Regions from separate parts of the Homo sapiens genome. Here all the other regions are linked to region 3. The links are chromatin loops, found by intact Hi-C in ENCODE. Cell type or tissue: endothelial cell of umbilical vein. All regions are shown on one strand.

What was found. A loop is a pair of places that touch in the nucleus more often than their neighbours do. Peaks named below come from ENCODE experiments on the same cell type or tissue, not always from the same donor. Only the 100,000 strongest peaks of a DNase experiment are listed, where the experiment ranks them.
Region 1: a loop joins it to region 3, with 7 times the contacts of the local background. A loop is called at or near these places in 3 of 110 quality-filtered maps.
Region 2: it touches region 3 in a loop (5-fold over the local background); 4 of 110 quality-filtered maps call a loop at or near these places.

What each region holds. Positions count from the first base shown.
Region 1 is chr3:29,521,357-29,529,356 of GRCh38, forward strand. All of the region lies in intron 3 of RBMS3 (RNA binding motif single stranded interacting protein 3), which reads left to right. Among named protein-coding and RNA genes, the nearest start is that of RBMS3-AS2, 120 kb to the right of the region's middle. In endothelial cell of umbilical vein, no CTCF peak of the experiment used is centred here; a DNase peak (open chromatin) is centred at 4,095; H3K27ac peaks cover 1,616 bases.
Region 2 is chr3:29,062,157-29,070,156 of GRCh38, forward strand. No RefSeq gene overlaps it. Among named protein-coding and RNA genes, the nearest start is that of RBMS3-AS3, 210 kb to the right of the region's middle. In endothelial cell of umbilical vein, no CTCF peak of the experiment used is centred here; a DNase peak (open chromatin) is centred at 3,405; H3K27ac peaks cover 1,414 bases.
Region 3 is chr3:28,913,248-28,921,247 of GRCh38, forward strand. No RefSeq gene overlaps it. Among named protein-coding and RNA genes, the nearest start is that of LINC00693, 340 kb to the left of the region's middle. In endothelial cell of umbilical vein, CTCF peaks have their summits at 2,986 and 3,572; DNase peaks (open chromatin) are centred at 3,004 and 3,664; H3K4me3 peaks cover 421 bases; H3K27ac peaks cover 965 bases.

The DNA of each region.
Region 1 (8,000 bases), 610 kb after region 3:
GAGTCTTTCCCATTTTGAAAAGCAGGAAAATATAACTTCTGAATATCTGCTCATTTGCTTTCTCGTATTGGGCTTCTGTACTGAGTCAGACACATGGTAGATACTGGGAATACAGCAGTAATCCTATAGCCAGGTCTCCAGGACTCAACAAGCTTACATTCCTGGAAAAATCTCACTGTTACTGGGAGTAAACTTTCTTTCTGAACTGGCATACCAGAAAATTGAGTCCAGGATGTACAAATCTGTGCTAAAAATTTTGTTTGCTACTTTTTAAGTGGACTTGATAAAATATGAAGCACATGCTTTGTGTTCAGCCTGTTCTTACCTCTTTATGTACATTCCCTCATTTATTCTCACTGTAACATGGAGTGCTATCATTATCTTCATTTTTCAGTAGAGGAAACTGAAGCAGCGAAGGCATCACTTGCTCAGGTCATACAGTCAGTAAGTGGCAGAGCCATAATTTGAATCCAGAAAGCCTAACTCTGGAAATTTTTAACAACCCTGATACATAAGGTTAATGCAGCTGACCTTGTGTATTTACTAAAAGATAGCTACTGTTGACCTCTTCATTGAAAGTTTAAGATCATGAGTTATTTAATTTGGTTTGGCCATGCAGTCAGTTTGGAATGTTCTTTATCTTCATCTTAACATAATCCAGTTCATTTTACAAGACCTAGCATGCTATAAAATTAGCGTTTAGTTAGGAAAATGGAAACACATCTAGGCAGTTTATGAAGAAGATTGTTTGCACAGAGAGGAAAATCTAAGAAGCTAAACAGTCTAGAGGAGCAATCCAGAGGTTAGGATAACAGGGAACACTGGCCCACCTAGTTTTTTGTTTTGTTTTGTTTGAGACAGAGTCTTACTCTGTCACTCAGGCTGGAGTGCAGTGCTGTGATCTCGGCTCACTGCAACCTCCACCTCCCGGGTTCAAGCAATTCTCCTGCCTCAGCCTCCCAAGTAGCTGGGATTACAGGCCCCCACCACCATGCCCAGCTAATTTTTTGTAATTTTAGTAGAGACGGGGTTTTATCACGTTGGCCAGGCTGGTCCTAAACTCCTGACCTCAGGTGATCGGCCCGCCTTTGCCTCCCACAGTGCTGGTATTACAGGCATGAGCCACTGCACCAGGCTAATATCTAGGTTTCGAGGGATAGTGGAAGGAAGTGGGGTTACAGGAAGCTGCTACCAATCCTAGGTCTAGAGGATTGTGGCAGGAGATGGGGTTACTATTAAGTCAGAAGGTGGAGCCATCTAATGAAAGCTAGAACCATGACAGGGCTGCCAGGTGGGAGTTGGTACCAGGAGGAAACACTGTAGGAGAAAGAAAAACCTTGACTTCTCCTTTTCTTCAGTCTTTTATTCGTCTGCCAATACTACCCATTGGCCAATCCTACTGGAATCTAGTTGACAAAGGAGTCTGGAAAAGGTAGATTTGCAGGATACAGAGCATGAGACTGGTTCTATAGACCAACAGGGAGTTGGCCAGCACACATGAGGTGCTGTTTTGTGGAGCTGTCATTTAGAGGTCCTCTGAATGCAGAATTCCCATGACCCTTACTTAGTACTTCTCTTTTGCAGCATTGTCGGTGTAACAGTAGTGCTGAGCACACAGTCACTTATTATCTACTAGCACTGCTATGAGTGTCATTCATATAGTAACCTCATTAATCTTACAAGAGCCTTGTGAAGTAACAAAAACTATTATCTCAATATTCCAGATGGGGAAACTGAAGCACAGTAACATTTTCTTCAATATCACACAGTTAGTAGCAAAACCTGAATTCAAATCCAGACTACCTGGCTTCAGCGTCGATTCTCCTAACCACTACCCTCCACTGCCTCTCAAGATTTTTTTGTCTCCTTCACCTTTCTAACTCACTGAGCACCCAGTAGTGGGCACGACGTAGCAGGTGCTCATTAAATACTTGTTTGAACAAAATGATTTTCTAATTTTAATATTATGTTGTAGTTGCTTAGAATCTTAAATTTTTATAGTCACTTGGGTGTGTTTTCCAAACTGTTCTTTTTTTTTGTTTTTAATGTTTCAAAAATCCTACCTCCCAGTCTGACTGTTCATTTTTATACTTTTTCACCTTCATAGCTGAATGTTTAGTCTGGAAAGCAGCATCCACAGGGTCAAATATCCAGGGTTATTTCCTGGATATCTTCATTGGACATCTCCAATGTTACCTAGGGAAGTGATACTGCAACAAAAAATACTTCTCATTGATAGGAACAGAACCAGTTATGATTCTTGAAGCCTTAATATTATTGAGGCAAGCAGTCTTTAAACAGCTACTTTCTGTTGTCAGTCTGCTATTGATGGCTTACTAGACTTTGAAAGTTTTACATAGATGATCTCTTTTTTTCTTTTTTGCCTTTTAATAGTTGAGACAGGGTCTCACTTTGTTGCCCGGGCTGGAGTGCAGTGACATAATCATAGCTCACTGCAGCCTCTACCTGTCCAGCTCAAGCAATCCTCCCACCTCAGCCTCCTGAGTAGCTGGGATTACAGAAATTTGCCACAAATCCAGGCTAATTTTAAATTTTTTTTTGTAGAGATGAGGTCCCCGTATGTTGCCCAGGCTGGTCTTGAACTCCTGGCCACAAGCAATCCTTCTAGCTCAGCCTCCCAAAAGTGCTGAGATTATGGGTATGAGCCCCTGCGCCCAGCCCATAATCTCTTTTAAATGCCCAGTACAACCCTATGAGCTTCCTGATAAAATTTTCCAATTCACTTACTTTGTATCCTTTTTTGTTACCCAGTTCTTTTTCCAACTATTACCATGTCAAATTTCAAGATGAAGAAACAGGTTCATATACCTCAACCAGTAAGTCGCAGAAAGGGGATTTGAACTGGTATCTGTCTAACTACAAAACTTACAGAGGTTTCAGTGAAACTCAATACCCCATAACATGAAATCATGCTGTGATGAGGGAAATGCAGCTTTTCCTTATGATGCCTGAGAACTGATGATGCTTTTTTATGTACACACTGTACACTGATTTCATAAAACACTTTAACCTGGAAGATATGAGTGACTCCCTTTACATTTTTTTTTTTTTTTTTTTTTTTTTTTTTGGAGACGGAGTTTTGCTCTGTCTCCCAGGCTGGAGCGCAGTGGTGCGATCTCGGTTTACCACAATCTCCGCCTCCCGGTTTCAAGCTATTCTCCTGCCTCAGCCTCCTGAATAGCTGGGATTACAGGTGCGAACCACTGCGCCCAGCCAACTTTTGCATTTTATTTATTTATTTTTTTTAGTAGAGGCAGGGTTTCGCAATGTTGGCCAGGCTGGTCTTGAACTCCTGAGCTCAGGTGATCTGCCCTCCTTGGCCTCACAAAGTGCTGGGATTACAGGCATGAGCCATCACGACCAGCCTACATTCTGAAAAAATGACCTCTTGAGAGGCTGGGTGTGGTGGTTAATGCTGTAATCCCAGCACTTTGGGAGGCTGAGGTGGGTGGGTTGCTTGAGCCTAGCAGTTTTGGACTAGCCAGGAGAACATAGTGAGACATTGTCTCTAAAAAAAATTTTTTTTAATTAGCTGGCATGGTGGTGGCATGCATCTGTGGTCCCAGTTGTTCAGGGGGCTAAGGCAGGATTGCTTGAGCCCAGGAGTTCTAGGGTGCGGTGAGCTATGATCATGGGACCGCACTCTAGTCTGGGCTGCGGAGTAAGACGTTGTCTCTAAAGAAAGAGAAAAAAGACCTCTTCAGGCCACAGAGAGCAAAGTAAAGCATCTGAAATACATTTACCTTTTTTTCCTTTAGTGAGGAAAAACATTAACAAACATTTTAAATGTAACTGGGAAAGAACATTTAAGAAATTCATGCCCCTCTCTTGTATTCCAGCTTTCTTCTAGTTGGGTTCTGCATATGATTGTGTTATTAGGGACTATGCCTTTAAAAATGAAAAAATAAAAATAAAAAGGCCATGGTTAGCCTGTGAGCACATTTTTTTATTCTGGCTCTGGCCACAAGAACCAAGTTTGACTAGGCTCTGTATCAAAATAAAATCCAGAGAGGCATTCCTAAACTTGGACCTTTTGTCCACACTCACTTCCTGTTGACCGAGTGACATCCCTTCAGCTGGCCCTCCATCAAGCTGTTTGCACAGAATAGGGAGCAGTGTTTTCAAGGGCAGCAAATCTTGCAGCTTATTAAAAGTAGCATGGTATGCAACTCAGATGCCAGTTCTCTTTCCTTTTTGGGTTTCCTTGAGTCCAAAGGTCAATAGGAACACAGAAAAGCTCAGTGTATTGGTTTGTAATTCCACTCCCACTATGGCTCAATAGTACAATATATTCAGATCCTTGTCTCATTGAGTTCTTCAATCTTCAATCTTTGTTCCCTAAACACAGGCTTGTGTGAACATGCTATTAGCTAGCAGGGTTCAATTTCAGTATTAGGGGTTACATTCAGTTTCAAGCTCCTCACAGTTGTCTACACTGGGTATGAATCTGGAACTGCTGCCAATTTTCTTTGAGGGCATTTTAGTATCATTATCTCAGTGCTTATGCTATTATCTCTGAAGTGTTGTTTTCCAGCGATTTTCTGCCTCTAAAAAGACAGGATGGTTTAGCCATTTTATCAATGAAATTTAAGCATGTAGTGTCGCTGACTCTTGTGATTTCCTTCACTTCTTTTGTTCTACTACCTACCTGAGGAAATACTTTAATATTTCCAGTGAGAAGGCACCTTAAGGGAGTCTCTAACCGCTCAAAATGTGGTCTATAGAGGGACAGCCTGGGCATCATCTGGGAGCTTGTTGAAAATGCTCAATCTTAGGCTCCAGCCCATAAGTGCTGATGTAGATCTGAATTTTAATAAGATCCCTTCTTGTTTCACGAGCAAGGTAAAGTTTGAGAAGCAGGGGTCGGGCGCGGTGGCTCACGCCTGTAATCCCAGCACTTTGGGAGGCCGAGGCAGGTGGATCACGAGGTCAGGAGATCGAGAACATCCTGGCTAACACGGTGAAACCCCGTCTCTACTAAAAAATACAAAAAATTAGCCGGGCGTGGTGGTGGGTGCCTGTAGTCCCAGCTACTCAGGAGGCTGAGGCAGGAGAATGGCGTGAACCCGGGAGGCAGAGCTTTCAGTGAGCCGAGATCGCGCCACTGCACTCCAGCCTGGACGACAGAGCGAGACTCCATCTCAAAAAAAAAAAAAAAAAAAAAAAAAAAAAAAAAAAAAAAAAAAAAAAGTTTGAGAAGCAGTGATCTGGCCCACATCTGGTCTTCTAAGCAATTCTGAGAGGGATTTTAGAGCCTCTTTTTAATACTCCCAATAATAGAGATGCCACTGGTGTAAAATTTGCTGGACAGCTAAACTCTGCCTACTTATAATTTCTACACTTAGTCTTTATTTCATCTCTTTAGAGCAAATGGAATAAGTCTAATATGACCCATCTAATATTTAAAGATAGATAACGTTTCCCAACTCCTCACCTCCAATTCCTCCCTCTCTTTCTCTTTCTCTCTCATGTCTCTTTCATTGCCTGTTGCTTACTCTTCCCTCACCCCTCCCTTTATCTCTTTTCATGCTAAGCATTTATTTTCAGCCATTCTCTGCTTTGCCTGGCTTCCAAACTTTTCAACGTGACCATTCCTATTTTATTAATGGACTCTAGTTACCAACTTGTCAGTTTATTATATGTGTTGTAAAAAAGTGCAGGGGCTATTTAAAATTGTAGAACAGAGATCTACTGTGCTGATTCTGAAATATTTAAAAGCGTTCTCTTGGTGTCTACCAGGCCATGATATCTAGGAGGACCCAACGAGTGACAATAGGGTTTCAGACGTGATTGTTAGGTAGAGTAAAAAAAAAAAAAAAAAAAAAAAAAAAAAGATGGAAAGTAGCCACTTAAATGAGAACTATGCTAAATAGTACTAAAGCTTCAGTACTAAAATACAGAATTACAATTTGAACTTCCATTAGCTACATTCACTACCTAATGCCATGTAAACAAGTAAAGTCCTAAAGTAGAATTTAGGCCATTCTTTTCAGATCTAGTGCATTGCACTAAGATGATTAAATTAAGCTTCAGAATCAGGAAGCAGTTGGCCGGAACTCAGATATTTGTGTGAATCTGGGCCTGAATTTTTGCTGAGCAACTCCATAACCAGGGGCTCAGTATGTATGAGGCATATCTTAATTTCTATGTAAAAGTCTGCTGTACACTTTTCATGTTCTGCATAAATCCATCATCCTGAAGTCCTAGGTTATATCACTTTTCTTAACTGTTGGTTTATATTTGGCAAAATGTCACTCAAAGAAATATCAATTGATAACACCACTTTAATTTAATGTAGGAATGCTTCCTGATTTATAATTAGACTTTTCACACAGAAATAGCAGATACATTGGTGTGCTGCACCCATTAACTTGTCATTTACATTAGGTATATCTCATAATGCTATCCCTCCCCCCTCCCCCTACCCCACAACAAGCCCTGGTGTGTGATGTTCCCCTTCCTGTGTCCAAGTGTTCTCATTGTTCACATGCAACAAACCTGCACATTGTGCACATGTACCCTAGAACTTAAAGTATAATAAAAAAATAAATAAATAAAAATAAAAAATAAAAAGAAATAGCAGATATAATCTAAAAATTCTTAGTGTATTTTTTTTACCCTCAAATACTCAAGCACTGCACTGGTGATTGATTGTAAAGAAGCATAAACAAATCAGGTTAAGTGATCAAGAAATGCTAAACTTGTTGAAACATCCACAAATGCAAGCAAGATTTTTTTTTTTTTTTTTTTTTTGAGATATGGTCTCTCTCTGTCACCCAAGCTGGAGTGCAATGGCATGATCTAGGCTCACTGTAACCTCCGCCTCACAGGTCCAAGCAATTCTCCTTCCTCAGCCTCTCAAATAGCTGGGATTACAGGCGCCAGCCACCACACCCGGCTAATTTTTATATTTTTCGTAGAGATGGGGTTTCACCATGTTGACCAGGCTGGTCTCAAACTCCTGACCTCAAGTGATCTGCCTGCCTTGGCCTACCAAAGTGCTGGGATTACAGGCTTGAGCCACTATGCCTGGCCCACAAATGCAAGCAAGCTTAACAAATACCTTTAAGTGCTATATGTAGTACTAGATCTTCTAAAAATGTATACTAACCACATCAGCACACATTATTCAAGTGTCTTTGATATGTCAGATGTTGGTCACTTAGAATGCTCCTGACCTTAGGAATATTATCAATTACATTTTCATGATCATTTTATACTTGTAATTTCTACAGCATTTTATGCTTACTCCAGAATTTGTTTTTAACTTTAGGTATTTTTGTTTAGAGATTTAAAACCTGACTTTTGATGGAGTACCATATTGAAAAACATCTGAAAAATTTAAAAATTGCTTTCTTATATTATTTTATTTTGAGATGGAGTTTTACTCCTGTTGCCCAGGCTGGAGTGCAATGGCGTGATCTCGGCTCACTGTAACTTCTGCCTCCCAGGTTCAAGCGATTCTCCTGCCTCAGCCTCCTGAGTAGCTGGGACTATGGGTGTGTGTCACCACACCCAGCTAATTTTTTTTCTTTTTTTCTTTTTTAGTAGAGATGGGGTTTCACCGTGTTGGCCAGGCTGGTCTCGAACTCCTGACCTAAGGTGATCCACCCACCTTGGCCTCCCAAAGTGCTGGGATTACAGGCATAAGCCACTGTGCCAAGCGAAAATTGCTTTCTAGAAATTGTTTTAGTGGCAGAATAGTCATTTGCTCTTATGTTGTCTTCGAGAAAAAATAAAATCTGTCATTGATTTGCTGCTCATATTTTAGAATTGAAAATGAGTATAAAAAATGTGAGCTTATGGGAGTGTATTTATTGATCTATTGTAACTGTTCAGACAAGGGGATAAGCACTTTGTGATAGAAGACCCAAAAACCTACCATATTTGAGAGGTTTTCTCATAAACAGGATCTAATCTTCCAAATTGTGTCTATAACTTCTAGAATTATCATGAACGTAGTTTATGGCCATGGGGGC
Region 2 (8,000 bases), 150 kb after region 3:
TCTCGCAACACAATTCACAATTGCAAAGATATAGAATCAACCTAAGTGCCCATCAACCAAAGAGTGGGTAAGGAAAATGTGGTATATATTTATGTCATGGAATACTACTCAGTTATAAAAAGAATGAAATAATGTCTTTTGCAGCAACATGGAACCGGAGGTCATTATTTTAAGTAAAGTAACTCAGGAATGAAAAACCAAATACCATATGTTCTCACTTGTAAGTGAGAATGCTATGGGCATGCAAAGGTAGACAGAGAGGTATAATGAACATTGGAAATTTAGAAAGAGGGGGTGAGGGATGAAAAACTACCTGTTGGAATACAATATATACTACTTGGGTGATGGGTACACTAAAATCCCAGATTTCACTACTATACAATTCATCCACATAGCAAAAAAAAACTTGTACTTCTAAAGTTATTGAAAAAAAGTCATTTTAAAAAGCCTTCCTCAGGATATTTCTCTCAGAATTTTTTCTCTTTCTGAAAACAGTTTGCATACCATAAAAGTTATTTGAAAATGATTAGAAACATGTGGCATAAAATAGAGGAATTAATAAATGAGGATTTCCAATCAAGTGGCATAAGTCACTAGATAGTAACAGTCCTGCATTATAAATTTGTGGGTCACAGGTACTTTTGCCTTCATGGGGCTCTTCGTCCATAAAAACTTAAAAATTATATTTTAAGGGTCTGTTGTTATGAAGACAAATGTACTGATAATATGCAATAAAACACTTATTGTGACCTAAAAGTTCATTTTTTTCTTCTAATTAAAAAGATAAAAGTTTTTTTGTAGGTTCCTGGCAGTATTGTAGCCCCTCAACACTGCGCCTACTGTGCCTGGCAGTTATGTTGGCTCAGGACAGCAAGCCAACCAATTCATTCTCAGCTATTAGCCATGTTTAGATTACATGACCACACAATTAGACCCCATTTTAGGTAATGGAGGGCAAAGCTCTAGAGGAATGAAATGTAAGACAGGTAAGTTTTATTAGAAAAGACAAAATGGTAGAATGTGGCCTGATGAAAGAAAACTTCAATCTGGTTTCAAGGGGTGAGGATAGAGGTGGCAGGAGAAATGGATATCCCAAGAATCTGGAGAAATGTTTAAAGATGGAGTAGGTAGGAGGATGAGTAAAACAAACACAAACCAGCATCCTAATCCTAATGATGGCCAAGGTTTTCAATGGAAACATACATTTTGAAATGACTCCAGTTTTAACATCTCTTTTAGAAAAAAATGCTTCTATTTATATAAACCAAATAATTTGTGATAAAATGCCTATCCATTTTTTTTTTTTTTTTGCCTTATGTCAGGGAAGGAAAGCATACCTTTTAAGTTAACTAACTTCATAATCCTTTTAACTTGTAAATCTTTTAATTGAAGGAATGTCAAAGTCTAATGTGTCAGTGGAGACTTTCAGGCACAATGTTCATTTCAATTGTGAAAAGTTAAAAGCCATAGCCCTTATTGAACATCTTCACATCCATTCCTGCTGAAAATAATGCCCAAAGGTTAGAGATGGGTATGAGAGGAGGGAGAGTGGTAATGGCAGTGGTGGTGGTGTTTTAACTGAACTTCTAAGACATGTTTTCCAAGATGTCTTTGAGGACTGCTTTGTGAAAATTAAGCTGCTAATCATGTACATGTAAATTTATGAAAGAAAACAATTAGAATTGTCATGTCATAGAGTGAAAACTTCGTTTTTACTCTGTGCTCTATAAAAGCCCAACACCTCTTTATTGCAATGTATGCCTTTCACCTTAAAAGAAAAATAAAACTGATTTTAATCGATTTTTCTCTCAGTATAGTGGATTGTCATTAACACTGTGGTAACATTTCATGTTATTGCAATCATTTTCCATGGTCATATATGTGGGGAAAATACTTAGTATCTGCTTCTGTGGGTTATAGAAACAGACGGTTTGGATAAATTACATCTGTCTAGGCAGACTCCTACTTTTTTGTTGTGTTATGTCATTCATCAGGGAAGTAATAAAATAGAGATCAGTGGTTCTGATGTAGTAACTAATACGTCAACCACAAGCTGATTTGAATAGCATTTTCATGGTGCATACCAACACTAATAACTGTGTGGTTTCCTCATAACCTCAGCAGGTTGTATTTATATACTGACAAAAGGACCATGTAAAATCCATGCACAGCTGGTCATCAGAAGGACTATAAAACACTAGGGTTTGTCATACATGTGGTAATTATAAAGTGAGGCTGTGCAGTGTTCCCTAAACCTTGAAAACAAAGCTTCAACTTAATCCTTAAGTGAACTGTTTTGGGTTGGCTTATCACACAGAAGCCCACTCAACAATACCTCCAAGGCAGTTTGTCCTTTGAAGAGAGAGGGGAAAAAAACATAAAATTCACAATAGTCAGTGTTGTGTTATTCAGTTGGTTACATATGGAAACACAAATCTTTGGATTGTCAACACTACTTTCATAACAGAAAGAAACATTTCATTTTGAAAACGTTTCCTTCCATTTTCTTTTACTGTTTGATGCTTGTTTGTACAGTTCATAATCTAATAATCTGAATTACAGCAATACTTTCTTGCATATTGTCCATGCTGAAATAAAAGTACATTGAAAGCTTTAGTTTTATGAAGTGCATACTGCATATGGAGATTTGTTTTCTAAGTAAACACTAAGCAATTTATGCACTAGTAGCATTCAAATCTCTGATGCTGTTTTGGGATAATTCTCAAGGATTTATGACTTTCATGAATTTCTCTCTAACCAACCTAGATGTACTTCAGAATTTTATCATTGTTTTTGACCAAATACCTTGAGTTTGAAGGCTGCTGTGGAAAGTACTCCATATACAAAGATTGGATAAAATCTGAGGCTTTTCAGAATGCTAAAGAAGATTTCAATTCTGCTGCCCTCCCAAAATTAAAAAACAAATCTTCAAAGCTCTGTGTTATTTTTACATTTTGTTTATGAAAATAAAATAAAATGTTGGACCACTTTTGATAATATTTAAGTTGACCAAATCACATTTGTTTTCACCAAATGAAGAAATTCTTCATTTACTGTATCACTTTAGTTTTCCTTCTCATGACTCCTTTGCCAAGAAAACAGATTTTGCAATCAGATGCCTACTAGCTGGGTGTTCATGAGCTGTGATGGATTACTTTTAATAGGTGCTATTTTCCTACTTCATTAACTGCTCTTTTTCTGATGGTGTTTTTTGGGTCAAGTTAGAAAAGAAACAAAGGTTTAACCATTTACCCAAATAGGCAATGACGCTAAGTGTATTTTTTTAAAGTTGATTATGTACACACAAGGATGTGTTTATTTTGGGAGTATGTGTGAGTAAGAGCTTGAGTGTGTGTGAATGTGTTGTTTTTTTCAACTTAAAACTCTTTGCCTGGCCAACTGCCATCTCCATGCCAGTCTCCATGGCAACTTCCTTAAGGATAAAGTAACAGAAATGTGAGGAGGCTGCCTGCCCACAAACAAAGCTGCCACAGCCCTGCCAGAGGCCTGACTAGACAGAATCCCGGAACACTCCACATTCCATGAGAGTTCTGCAGGTTACTGCAGCTAGCTCCATTTAAAGGTGCAGTGCCTCTAGTCCTGGGAGGAAAGTTTAAAAATGTCTTCTGACTAGTCTTTCCATATATTAGAATGTAGATATGCAACCCACATGTCTTGACATTATTTTTCCCTTCCCATCTACATTGAATAAACATTTTATATCTAGCATTTATTTTTTAGTGATATTTGGAAATTTGCTTGACAGAGACCTTTGCCTAATATTGTGTGTTGTATGTACATCACATCAGGATGTGATGTATGTACCTTTAAAATACTTGTATAAAATATAAAATATTGAAAAAGTGAGACTAAATATCTTGATCCATTCTGCTTTCTTAAAAAAAGTGTCTGCTTTCTAATCTTAATGGATTTATGCATGTTTTTCCAAGAAATCAATAAAATTATTAAAATTCATAGTATATTAACATATATAATATATATTATATATAACAGTAATTTTCAAATGGTAGCAATCTTCCATAGGACACTTGGCAATATCTCAGTGGATATTGGTTGTCACAACTGGGGCCATGATACTGGTATCCAGTGGTTAGAGTCCTGGGGGAGCTTTTAAATATCCTACAATCAATAGAATAGCTCCCATAGCAAAGGATTACTGGCCTGAAATGTCAATAATACGAAGGTTGGGAAACCCTAGTATACATACATAGATGTTATATATGTATGTATGTATGTGTGTATGTACATACCAATTTAAAAATAAAGATTATAAGGTGTAGAGAGCTTAAATAGGAATAAACTATGCTAAGGCAACTTTCTAAGTTGTTTTTGCTCTGTCTCCTCAAACTGGGTACCAGAACTCTGATGACAACTGTCAATCTAGAGTCCACTGTCCAGGATTATCTATACAATGTATTTAGTATCTCTATAGCAATTGTTTTTTAAGACCACAAAAGAATACCTAAGAAGACCAGGCCTAGGCTAGGGAGTAAGAACTATGTGTAGTTTACTCTGTCTCTAAGAGTGTTTTCTATGCAATGAACTATACATCATATACAAGCTGTTTTTTACCTTAACTATTAATTCTTTCCCATTAGGAATTAGTAAAATGCTTCATAATTATGGCTAAGGGAAATATTTATGATCTTCAGCATACAGATTGCTCATTTCATCTCCAAAGTTTTGCTAATACTATTCAGGCTGTTTATGTTGTTGTTACCCCATAATATTCAACACAGTGTTTATATCAGTTATGTTAACCAGTTATGGAAAATCCTGAGTTTCTGGTTACCCAAATGAAAAGTTTACTTTAAACACAAGCCAAGGAAGTTTGGTTATGTTCAGCAGTGCTACTCAAAGTATGATTTCCTAAACTGGTGAATGACTACAACCATTTGATTACTGGTCTGTAACAAAATAGGTATAGAAATTAAAAATAAGCTTTTAGAAATTTTAATAACAATTTTGTAATGTCACAGCATCTAAGCATGTCTCATCAAACAGCTTGAGGTGTTGTCAAATTCATGTGGTGAGTCATAGAGTCACTAGCTATGAACTAGTCATCATGATCTCTAGCTACGAACTGGTGTGATCATATAAACTCACATAGTGAGATAGTATGTTGGGTCTGTGATAGATTGGAAATTAATTTTAACAATAACCAAAAGTCGGCCAGGTGCAGTGGCTCACGCCTATAATCCCAGCTACTCCGGAGGCTGAGGAATGAGAATTGCTTGAACCTGGGAGGTAGAGGTTGCAGTGAGCCGAGATCACGCCACTGCACTCCAGCCTGGGCAACAGAGCGAGACCCCATCTCAAAAACAACAACAACAAAAAACCCTGAAACTCCCTGATATGAGAAACACAATCATATTTACTATATTTTTATTACCTGGAAATGTCTTCTCATTCTATTTATGTCCAGATAAAAGTCAGTTCTGCTTTTTGGACATATATGGTTTAGCCTTCCCTGTGATTTGTTGCAATGTTGAGGTTAGTTACTTCTTATAGGTAGAGTAATGTATGGATTTGGTACAACCTACAAAAGGTCTTCTCTTGGAGAGAAATGAACATCATGAGTATCAGGATATGATAGATCATGCTGCTGTAGTCAACAACCCTAAGTATCAGAGGCTTAAATCAACAATTTATTTCTGGCTAACACTACCTATCTATCATGGGCAAGCAGGGACTCTCCTATTGTTTCCAGGTTAGTCAGTCCAGAACTCAGGCTGATGGAGCATCTACCATGTTTAACTTTGCTGATTACTGCCAGGAGGAAAAAAGATTTTGGCCATTCTTTCACCAAGTAACTAATTCACATGTCACTTCTCTCCCCTCAGTAGCCAGATCTACCACTTGACCCTATCCCACCATGCAAGAAAAGAGTGCAAATCTAACATGTGCCCAGAGTGTAGGGATTCATAGAGATTTGGTGAACTCCATTAATGACTATGGCACTAGAAAGCTTCTGGGTATTACTATTAAGTGCATATTTTTGCCTTTAATCCTTGGGTTTTACTCTTTAGTATATCACTTTCACATTTGCACAGGCATAGGAGGCAGCATGGGGAAGCTGACAGACTACTTCCTTTGACTTTAGATTGAATCCCAACCCTACATCTTAGCTGTGGTATAACCATACATAAATTCTTTAATCACTTTGAAATGAGACAATAATGCTCACATCATGTGTTGTAATGAAGATTAAGTTGGATAACCTTCATTAAATGAAGACTAAGTTGGATAACCTTCATTAAACGAGTAACTTTCATATTATTAAGTGCAGGCAGATGGAAGTATTTATTGTTAGGCAATAATAATTTTAGCTCAGCTTACAAAAAGTATTTTTGGGTCTGGAAAAATATAACTAATATTGGTATTGATTTAGGTAGAACTCAGCTATTGAACCATGGTAGATTCTGAAGCATCTTTTGAATCTTGTCTGTTGGTGTTGATCTAGCCAACAGATTTTGAATTATTCTTGGTGAAATCATGGTGGTTGGAAGATATGAGTTATCAAATTTCTCCTTTGGGTAAAAATGTTTCTAATCTTTCAGAAATTTCTCTATTAAGGCATTTTGTGTTGCCACTTAGGTACTTATTGTTCTGCAATACAGCGTAATATTGTTTCTAGAAATCAAAAATGTAATGTGGCTCTTATTTGAAATTTCTGTTCAATTTCAGTTGATTTTCTGGCGAATTGCATATTTTTTCTGTTTAAGAGTTTATTATATAGGTTAATTCTTTTTAAAAGAGAGATTACTTAATATACTCAAACTAAACCTAATAATAATAATATATCAGAAGATTATTTGCGGAAATACCAGATGCTGTTGATGATCAGGCAATTTTGTCTTTCTGGCAACAGAAAAGGCACCCAGCAGTAGTAAAACATGTATCAGTGACTGATTCCCAGCCAGTATAGGAGTAACACTCCAGTTTTTAAAATTTTTTCTGTTCCCGTGTTTGCTTAGGGTAATGGCCTCCAGTTACATCCAGGTTGCTGCAAAGCACATGATCTCATTATTTGTAGTGGCTGCATAGTATTCCATGGTGTGTATGTGCTACATTTTCTTGGTCCAGTCTACTGTTGATGGACATTTGGGGCGATTCTATTGATTCTATGTCTTTGCTATTGGGAACAGTGCTACAGTGAACATAAGCATCCATATATCTTTACCATAGAATGATTTAGATTCCTTTGGGTATATACTCAATAACGGGATTGCTGGGTTGAATGGTAATTCTAAGTTTTTTGAGAAATTGCCAAACTGCTTTCCAGAAAGACTGAACTAATTTACATTCCCACCAGCAGTGTATAAGCACTACCTTTTCTCCAAGACCTCGTCAGCATCTGTTATTTTTTGACTTTTTAATAATGGCCATTCTGACTGGTATGAGATAATATATCATTGTGGTTTTGATTTGCATTTCTCTAATGATTAGCAATGTGGAACTTTTTTTTTTGTATACTTGTTTGCCTTGTCTATGACTTTTGAAAAGTGTCTGTTCATATCCTTTGCCCACTTTTTAATGGAGTTGTTTTTTGCTTATAAGTTTGTTTAAGTTCCTTATAGATTCTGGATATTAGACCTTGGTTAGATGCATAGTTTGCAAATATTTTCTTCCATTCTACAGGTTGTCTCTTTACTCCGTTGATAGCTTATTTTGCTGTGCAGAAGCTCTTTAGCTTATTCTATTTATCAATTTTATATTTTTGTTTCAAATGCTTTTGACATCTTTGTTATGAAATCGTTGCCAGTGCCTATGTCCAGAATAGTATTGCCTTGGTTATCTTCCAGAGTTTTTATAGTTTCAGGTTTTACACTGACATTTTTAATGCATCTCGAGTTGATTTTTGTATATGGTGTAAAGAATGGGTCCAGTTTCATTCTTCTACATATGGCTAGCCATTTATCCCAGCACCATTTGTTGAATAGGGAATCCTTTCTCCATTGCTTTAGTCAATTTTGTTG
Region 3 (8,000 bases):
TAAGGATTTCAGTTTTGGAATAAGATTCTCCCCCAACCTCCTCCACCGTCAAATCGTAACATAGTTGTATTCACATGAAAGGAAGGCAGAATGAGCATGCTGGAAATATGGTGTAATACTAACAAACGACATGAGAAAGAGAGAAATCTTTATTTTTATTTTTTGTTTGACATTTTTTTCCCAACTGGAAAGTAGAATAAAGGTTAATAAGAATATATGGAAGGCCAGGAAAGGAAAGGCCACGTTAAGAAGATACCTACGTATGTCAAATGATTTCTAATATCAAGCCCAGATAAATTGCACTCTGGAGAGGAGACAAACTTCAAGAGCAGAGATGACAAAGTAAGCATAAGCTTCTAGAAAAGCTTATACTAGGCCATTTACAAAAAGAGAGGGAGAGAGAAATGGATTACGAATGTGACAGATTTGTAAATTTGACAACAATTTCTGGGCAAAATAAGTCAGGAAACACATGGTTTTGAGTTCACAGAAAAAGGGCAACCACTAAATTTCAGAATGTATTTTAAAAGGATGGGAATGAAAGTTACTCTTGATTCCTTTTTTGGGGTAGGATTCTAGACTTCTGGATTAGGTGATTTAAAAAGCAAAAGCAAAGTCTTTTCAAATTTGAGCAAGTCATGGAACAGTTTTTACTGATTTGTTGCTGACAAATTGGAGAGCTGTGAATAAAGAATGTAGGTCATGAGATTTTACCCAGAAAGTGGCATATGAATGCCCAGCCTCACAGTCCTGTATTTGTCCCTGTCCCTTTTAAAATGCTGCACAACAACTTGGATGTGGGCTGAAAAGTTACACAAATGCTTTGAAATGGAGGATCACATAATAAATATGGAATTCAAGACAAATTTAAACTGGTTGGAACAAACAGCTAAAACCAAGACGACTTTAACATAGACAAATTCAAATTCAATTGTTTAGGTTAAAAAAAACAACAGAAATAGGAAGACTACTCTGAACCCATCTTAATATAAATATGAGCAAATTTTTATACAAAGCAAATCTCTTTACAAGCCAACAGAGTGATGTAGCGATTAAAACATTCTGATATCCTTTTGGATTGCATTAATAGTGTGTTAATGTCAGGTCCACAGGAGCCGATGTTCCTACCCTATATTGTTTTTCTCAGTTCACACCAGAGTGTGGTATTGAGCAGATGTTCACTGATTCAAGAAAAGGGTGACTGGAGAATTTACATACAACTAACAGAAATCTCTGATGGTACTGGGCATATTTGTCTTAAGGGAGAAAGATTTTAGGGACACCCTGATAATAATCTTTCTATATTTAAAAGGCTTTTATGTAGAAAAGAGAATAATTTTGTATTGTTCCAACAGGTAATAGAAATTGTTACAAGAATGGGGAATTCAATTCAGCATGAAGAACTTTTTAACTATTAGAACTGTGTGAAATTAGAGTAGAAAGCCTTAGGAGGCAATGAACACCTGTGATTTTGAATATTCAGGTGTGTAACTGACAATGCTCTAGGTAGGTATTTTTACATGGTGGTAATATTGAGTTGAATTAGGCAATCTAATGACTTCTAAGCCTAAGGTGTTATGAGCTTATAGGTTCTGTTTGTCTTTACTTTTTAACTCCAAAGGCAAACTTTTAATATCTTAAAATCACCCTTCTTATATTATAAGATGTCTGGGTGAAGATAGTAAACAAAACTATTTAGGGAAGTCTAAATGTATTTGGCTTGCTATTCTTTGACAAATCTTAGCTGAAATTGACATTAACCATGACATATATATGTTATCATGCTCTATCTCTATTTATGATTGTTGCTTTGCACTGCTGTCATTCTTCAGAAGTTTCTTTCTTTTGACTTTCCTTAGAATTAGCTTTAGCGATGAATGAAACTTCAAATTTGTACAGTTTAATATGCTTTTAAATAACTAGAGTAAGACTTTTATATTCTCATTTTAGGTATTATGCAGACTGTAAATGCAAATTTTTACAGCCTAGGTGTGTAGGCAATGGGCAAGTTTACAATCTGCATTAATACTATAATTTCAGCTACATTTATTAACACCTACCCTTTGTGGGACAGACTTATGATCACTTCATGTGCTTTATCTCATTTAATCTTTACAAAAATCCTCTCATATAGATAACACTCTCATGTTATCAAAGCTTTAGAGAATTTAAGTTATTTATCCATAGTGATTCAGAGCAAAAGCTTTATAGCACTGTACCTCATATTACTAGAGAGTAGAAAGATTTATTTTGAATATACAAGAATCTGCCATTCCATTCCACTTTTTCCCTTTTCCAACCCAGAATCAGATACCTTGAAAATTCCCTTTTATACTTTTCTTTTTTCCCCTACCAGCTACACATAAAAAACAAAACAAAACAAAAAAGGAAAACAAAAAATAAATTTCTGTAATCATTTCTTCTACCCATCCTATTAACAAGTTTTAGTCCTAAACATTTAGGACTGCTTCCAAAAGTTAAGTGGTTTTTTTTTTTTTTAATGTTCTACTTAGTTGAGGCTAAACTGTGCCATGTCCCAAACCATCATCCTTACAGTGTTCTTAAAATGTCTCCAAGTCTCACTTAAAACAATCAATCAACTGGGACCATTCATTGGAGTCCACAGTGGGTAGATCCCTGACCTAGTTCCCATGGAGAGTAACCAAAGAAAAGGAAGACTGCCAGCTCACTGAAACACAAAGAGACATAAGAACACATTCAGAGGGATACATGGAGCAGGGATGAATTAATCGAACGTTAGGGGGTCAACCAGCTTATCTGTTGTATTTCTATAGGACATTGACTACCATAGCTGAGTGTATTATTAAAACTTTTTCAATGCAAATATTATAAAAGGCATTCTGCAGTGAGAGCAGATTCCCTGACTTTGTATTCATCCTGTCCATGCAGGATTAGTCATTGATTTCAGCAACAAGGAGCACATACAGTATCTTTACCTGCTGCTGATTGCCTCACTTTCGTTCACCGCACAGACCATAGGAGGCAGCGACGTCACATAGTGGGATATGTTAATCCAACCAAGTCTCTAAATACACAGCCAAGCTTATTGAGACAGAGCTGTGACGTTCCTGGAACAATTTTTTAATCCTGTTTTGTTTATATGAGTGAATTTGCTTTCCTCGTGGATAAATCCTTTGAGAGCAACTCTCATTGGATGCCCTATTGGAAAGGGGCCAGCTTTGGTATCTAAATCCTTAGTTCTTTATTAGTTTGGGAACCATAAAAAATACTTTAGACAATGAAAACTTCTCTCTTTTTCCTCTCCATCTCTCTCCCTGCTTTTCTCCTTCAAGTATATGCACAATCATACTATTCCTCAATTAAAATGGAGTTTGGCGTAAATAAATAACTTCTAAAATCATAGAATGGGAAAAGTCCTCTCTATCCTAGAATTCTAGGGAGAATAATTATAAAAAAAATACTTTAGTACATGAGTACTCTGAATTTCAACTGAAATGTCTTTAGCTAGAAGTCCCATGCATGTTCAGAGAGACGATTATCTGCTTGGATATAGGGCTTGGCAGAAATCACTTTTCAGTTCAGACATGGGATGGCGACAGAGTCTCATTAGGCTAATTTTATTTACAGGGCAGCCTGGTTTCCTGTGCTGTGAGCTGGGTGCTTATTCAGCTGCCTTGGCTTCGGTGGGCTTGCCGCACAGCGTATTTTTGTTTCCGAACTATTTTGGCCCTGGAAGGATGTCTGGCCTCGTTTCACTTTCGGAACTCTGATGAAAGCCACAGAAGTTTCCAGGGAGCCTGAGCAGGCTACTTGTGGGGCCCTTCCTCCTACAGCGTAAATGGCTACTGGAGGGTGACTTATGATCTGGGAAGAGCCCCTGTATCTGGAGACTTTCACCTTTGCAGAGGAAAGAAATTCTCGCTATAGGTGGCATTGACCTCCCTGTTCTGCATCTTCAAGGCAGGACTTAAATCCCGGAGGGCCTTCGATCTGCTACTTTACTTATTAGTATGGGTAGATGTGGGGTCTTATTATACCCTCCTCTGCCAACGCAGGATACTGCGTGTTAGTACTTATTACAGAGGGTGTGAGAAAAACGGAACAAGAATCTCAATTTGACTTTGAGGGTGCTATTATTGTTTTTGCTCCACGTGTTCATTCAAATACTAATATACTCACACATTAACAGGGTACCTACACACATATTCTCTCATGTATGCATCACAACACATGGCTGAAGGAGGGAGAGATGGTGATGATATATGCCTATTTTAAAGAAGGCTCAGAGGGGCCAAGTAATTTATGCAGGTCACACAGCTCAGAGTGCTAGAGCTGGAGTTTAAACAGAAGTCTGACAAATGATCATTGATTACCTTTTTTGTGACTCAGAGAAATGGTCTTAGCCAAAATTAATATGTTTGTTATGTTAATCTTCAGAAATTATTAGTCACAATAAACATTGTTCACATTTTGAAAACAATTATAGAATCGCATTTGCTCAGATCACAAGATGATACTGATAATTGCCGAGAAATCAAATCATAACTAAATTTAAGTTTACATGTTAACAAGGAAAATTAAACATCCTTTCAAAATGTTTGCAGCAGATAAAGTTATATTTTATGTTAGGTGTAGCTGCATTGAATATGCTGTAAATGAAAGGGATTGAGTTCTGCTAACATAAAAGTCGGGGGGCTTACAAGCGTTGGTTGGTTCTGAAAGCTGATGCATTTTCACTTTAGGACTGTGCAAATGTACTTATTTATGCATATATAGCCATGAAGTGTAACCAGGGCTAGTCCCAAACTAACTCAGACCATCAGCTCCCTTTACCAAGCCCATGCTATCTCTGAGTGTATTAAGGGCTTTGCTTATGTTATGTTGTAATTACTCATCACTAACAAATAGCTTGTAAGGTACCATTTGCCTGATGAAGACATGCAGAACCAGAAAGTAAGACATTATTTTAGAAACAGAGAAATGACTTGGAGCGTAGGCCTAACTCAAAAGCCCATGCTTGTCACCTAAATCTCCCAGAGATAGAGCCCCAGGCATTTAGCAAGATCTCTTGCTCCTAAAAGCTGCCTCCATGTGCCTTCCAACCCTAGAGCTTCTTAAGTATTGCAATTACCGGGAAGTAAGGGAGATCAGAACCTTCTACTCTCATTCCACATTCCTAAAGTTGACAAACTCAGATTGCAATTGAAATGTATTTGAAATGTCAGATGTTTAAATTTGTTTTAGTGCAAGTTTGATGAAATAAGAACTTTAAACAATTATATATATCTTTCAGGACAGAAAATAGAAAAGAAAAAGAAAGTATTTGCTTCAGTGGCTTGCTAAAGGCTTCTCTTATCTTGAAAGACCTGGGTAATTGCCTCAATTTTCCACTTCTCTTTTCATGTCCAGATAGGGCCTCATTTTTTTTGAGAGTTTTTTCTACCAACTGGTTCCACTATATTTGAAGTTTTCAATTGTCTCAAGTAGAATGTAATAAGGTCTTTTTCTTAGGTACCTCTTGTAAAAGTATTTTAGAAGATTATTAGAATATGTATACTTGAGTTGGCAGTGTTAGCAAATATTCACATCCCTTCAATGGCAGTAGCTTTGTGGGATGATAGAAATTGTGCAGTAAGTTGGGACTATAATCAGCCATTAACATTAAACATCAGGTATAAATGTCATTCTTCTGTTTCACCTCCACCTCTAAAAAAAAAAAAAATTACGTTGCATTTTGAACTAAATCCTTCCCAACTGTGAGTTTAAAATGTTAATGATCTAAAATTTTCTTAGATACTCAAAATGAAGTTTTTATTTTTCTAGATTTTTAAGGTTGAAAAATCAAAACAAGATATTTTAGAATCAATTTCTTCAGCAGCTGAAATTGTTTTTTGTAACATTTTGCTCAAAAACAATTTCCGTAGTAGAATCATCAACCAGAAAATCAGGACCGATATGGAAAATGCTATAGCCAGATGGGGACTACAGTTGGGTAGCAAAGTGTTTGGAATATAAAGAAGAAATAGTCTGTAAATTTCATAATGGGGAAATTGGATGAGAAGTTCAAATTTATCATCTCAACTTTGTGATTGATCCAAAGGCAACTCTTGGCACTTGAATCCTACTTGGTCTTCTTTGTGCAACTAGATTTCCTGACTTAAGGGAACCCAGTTGGTAGATGGGAAAAGTTACAGTTATAGTCATGGTTCAAATGTGCTACTAAGTTTACCTAACTTCTAATTACTGTCTTAAATTACCTCAGCAGGTTCAGTACTTAGAAATGTGCTTTTATGTGGAGATTATCTTAACATCTAGAAAATAATGAAATACTATATTATATCCTTATATGAATAATATATTCAAATATTCATTTATATTTGATGCCCACAGATTTTTAGCTTATAGCACTCCAACAAAGAGCCAAGAAAATAAGCCTTTTTCTTAGAGTCCAGAGGCAGCGAGTGAACCTTTGTAAAATTGGTGAAAAGTACTCCTGTATCTTTTTCTCATTATTCAAAAAGTCATAAGCAAGATTTGAAAATGTAATATGGGGGGCGGTGAGCAGAACAGTTTGTGTCCTGCCTTCAGAGGTAGTAACTGGTTTTTGGTGAGTCCTGAAGTTCACCAGTGAGAAGGTAGTGATTAAATAACTACTTGTCTTCTAAATGCAAAACTGAGGTCTTATCTAGGAAACCAGATGAAGATATGGTGGGTCTGTCTTGCCCTCTCATTTATTTGGCATTGGTTGTCTATCCATCAATCCATTCATTCAATCATTTGACAATTGAGTGCTTATTTTATTCCAGGCATAGTGTTAATTGCTGGGGACAAAACAGTGAACAAGATTGAAGAAGTTCTGTTCTCCATGGAGCAAAATGGGCAGTTGCAATAAAGTATGCCAAGCCCATGGTAAAATTATGTAAAGTGATGAGGGTGGATGTAGCAAGAACACCTAATTCAGACGTGGGACAGGGGTAGGGGGGTTATGAGGCTTCCCTGAGCAAGTGATGTTCATCCTGAAACATGTAGAGCTGGCCAGGAAAAAGGAGATGTGCTCATTAAGATGGGGTTTTGTCTTCCTTCACATATTTTTCTAAAACACAAGATGCAGAGAAAAGAAGAGTGCTCCAGAAGAACCATCCTCTGAGAGGTTTAGCTTATCTCCACCAGGAGATAAACTGCCACCCAAGGACATTTATTTTTATGTGGATATGAACATTGGGACTTACCAGTTGAATCCACACAGACTTACTGTTAAGTTTACAGCTATCTTTAATTGTGACTATTTCTACTGGGGGATATTCAACTAATCCAGCTTTGATTGGATTGACTCAGTGAGAATTGAACTGAGAGTGGTGTCAGCAAAGGATGATGTCACCTTAATTATTAGCCTTGTGTTCAGGACAGTAAGAATTTATTCATTCTGATCTGCATGGTCCTGAAGTCACCGAAAAGTCAGGGCTTCTAAAAGTTTAATGGAATCCTTAGAATAGAATGTTAAAGTTTCTTTGTACTTGTCATTGGTTGACACTTTTAAAATATGTTCTAAAGTGTTTAGGCTCAGTTGGATTGGGAAGTTGAGATGGAATCATAAATTCTGCAAATGTCTACTTTTTTTATCTTTGCATGAAAACGCGATAAAAAGTATTACATAGTAGTAAAGAAATCAGCATGAAAAGCAGATTATGTTATATTTTTGAATTTGTAATTTTCTATCACCTAAGAAATTGTGTGAATTCCTATTTTGTATTTGTATTCACTTATTCAGGTTTTCCATTATGTTAGGTGAGAGACTATATTCAGTAAGTTCCAATCTTCTGCTCAAAAAAGCTGAACAACTCACAGAACTTTCTGGATTGAATATCTCATCAGCTTTTCAGCCACACAGAAGGAAAGGAAACAAGTGCTTATTGAAATTGTTCATCGTGAAAAAATAATTGCTTAAAAGGCCCATAGCAAAATCCTAGAAATATTGTTGAATACGTTGTGAATAATGGTAGACGTTATAACTAGGGCCA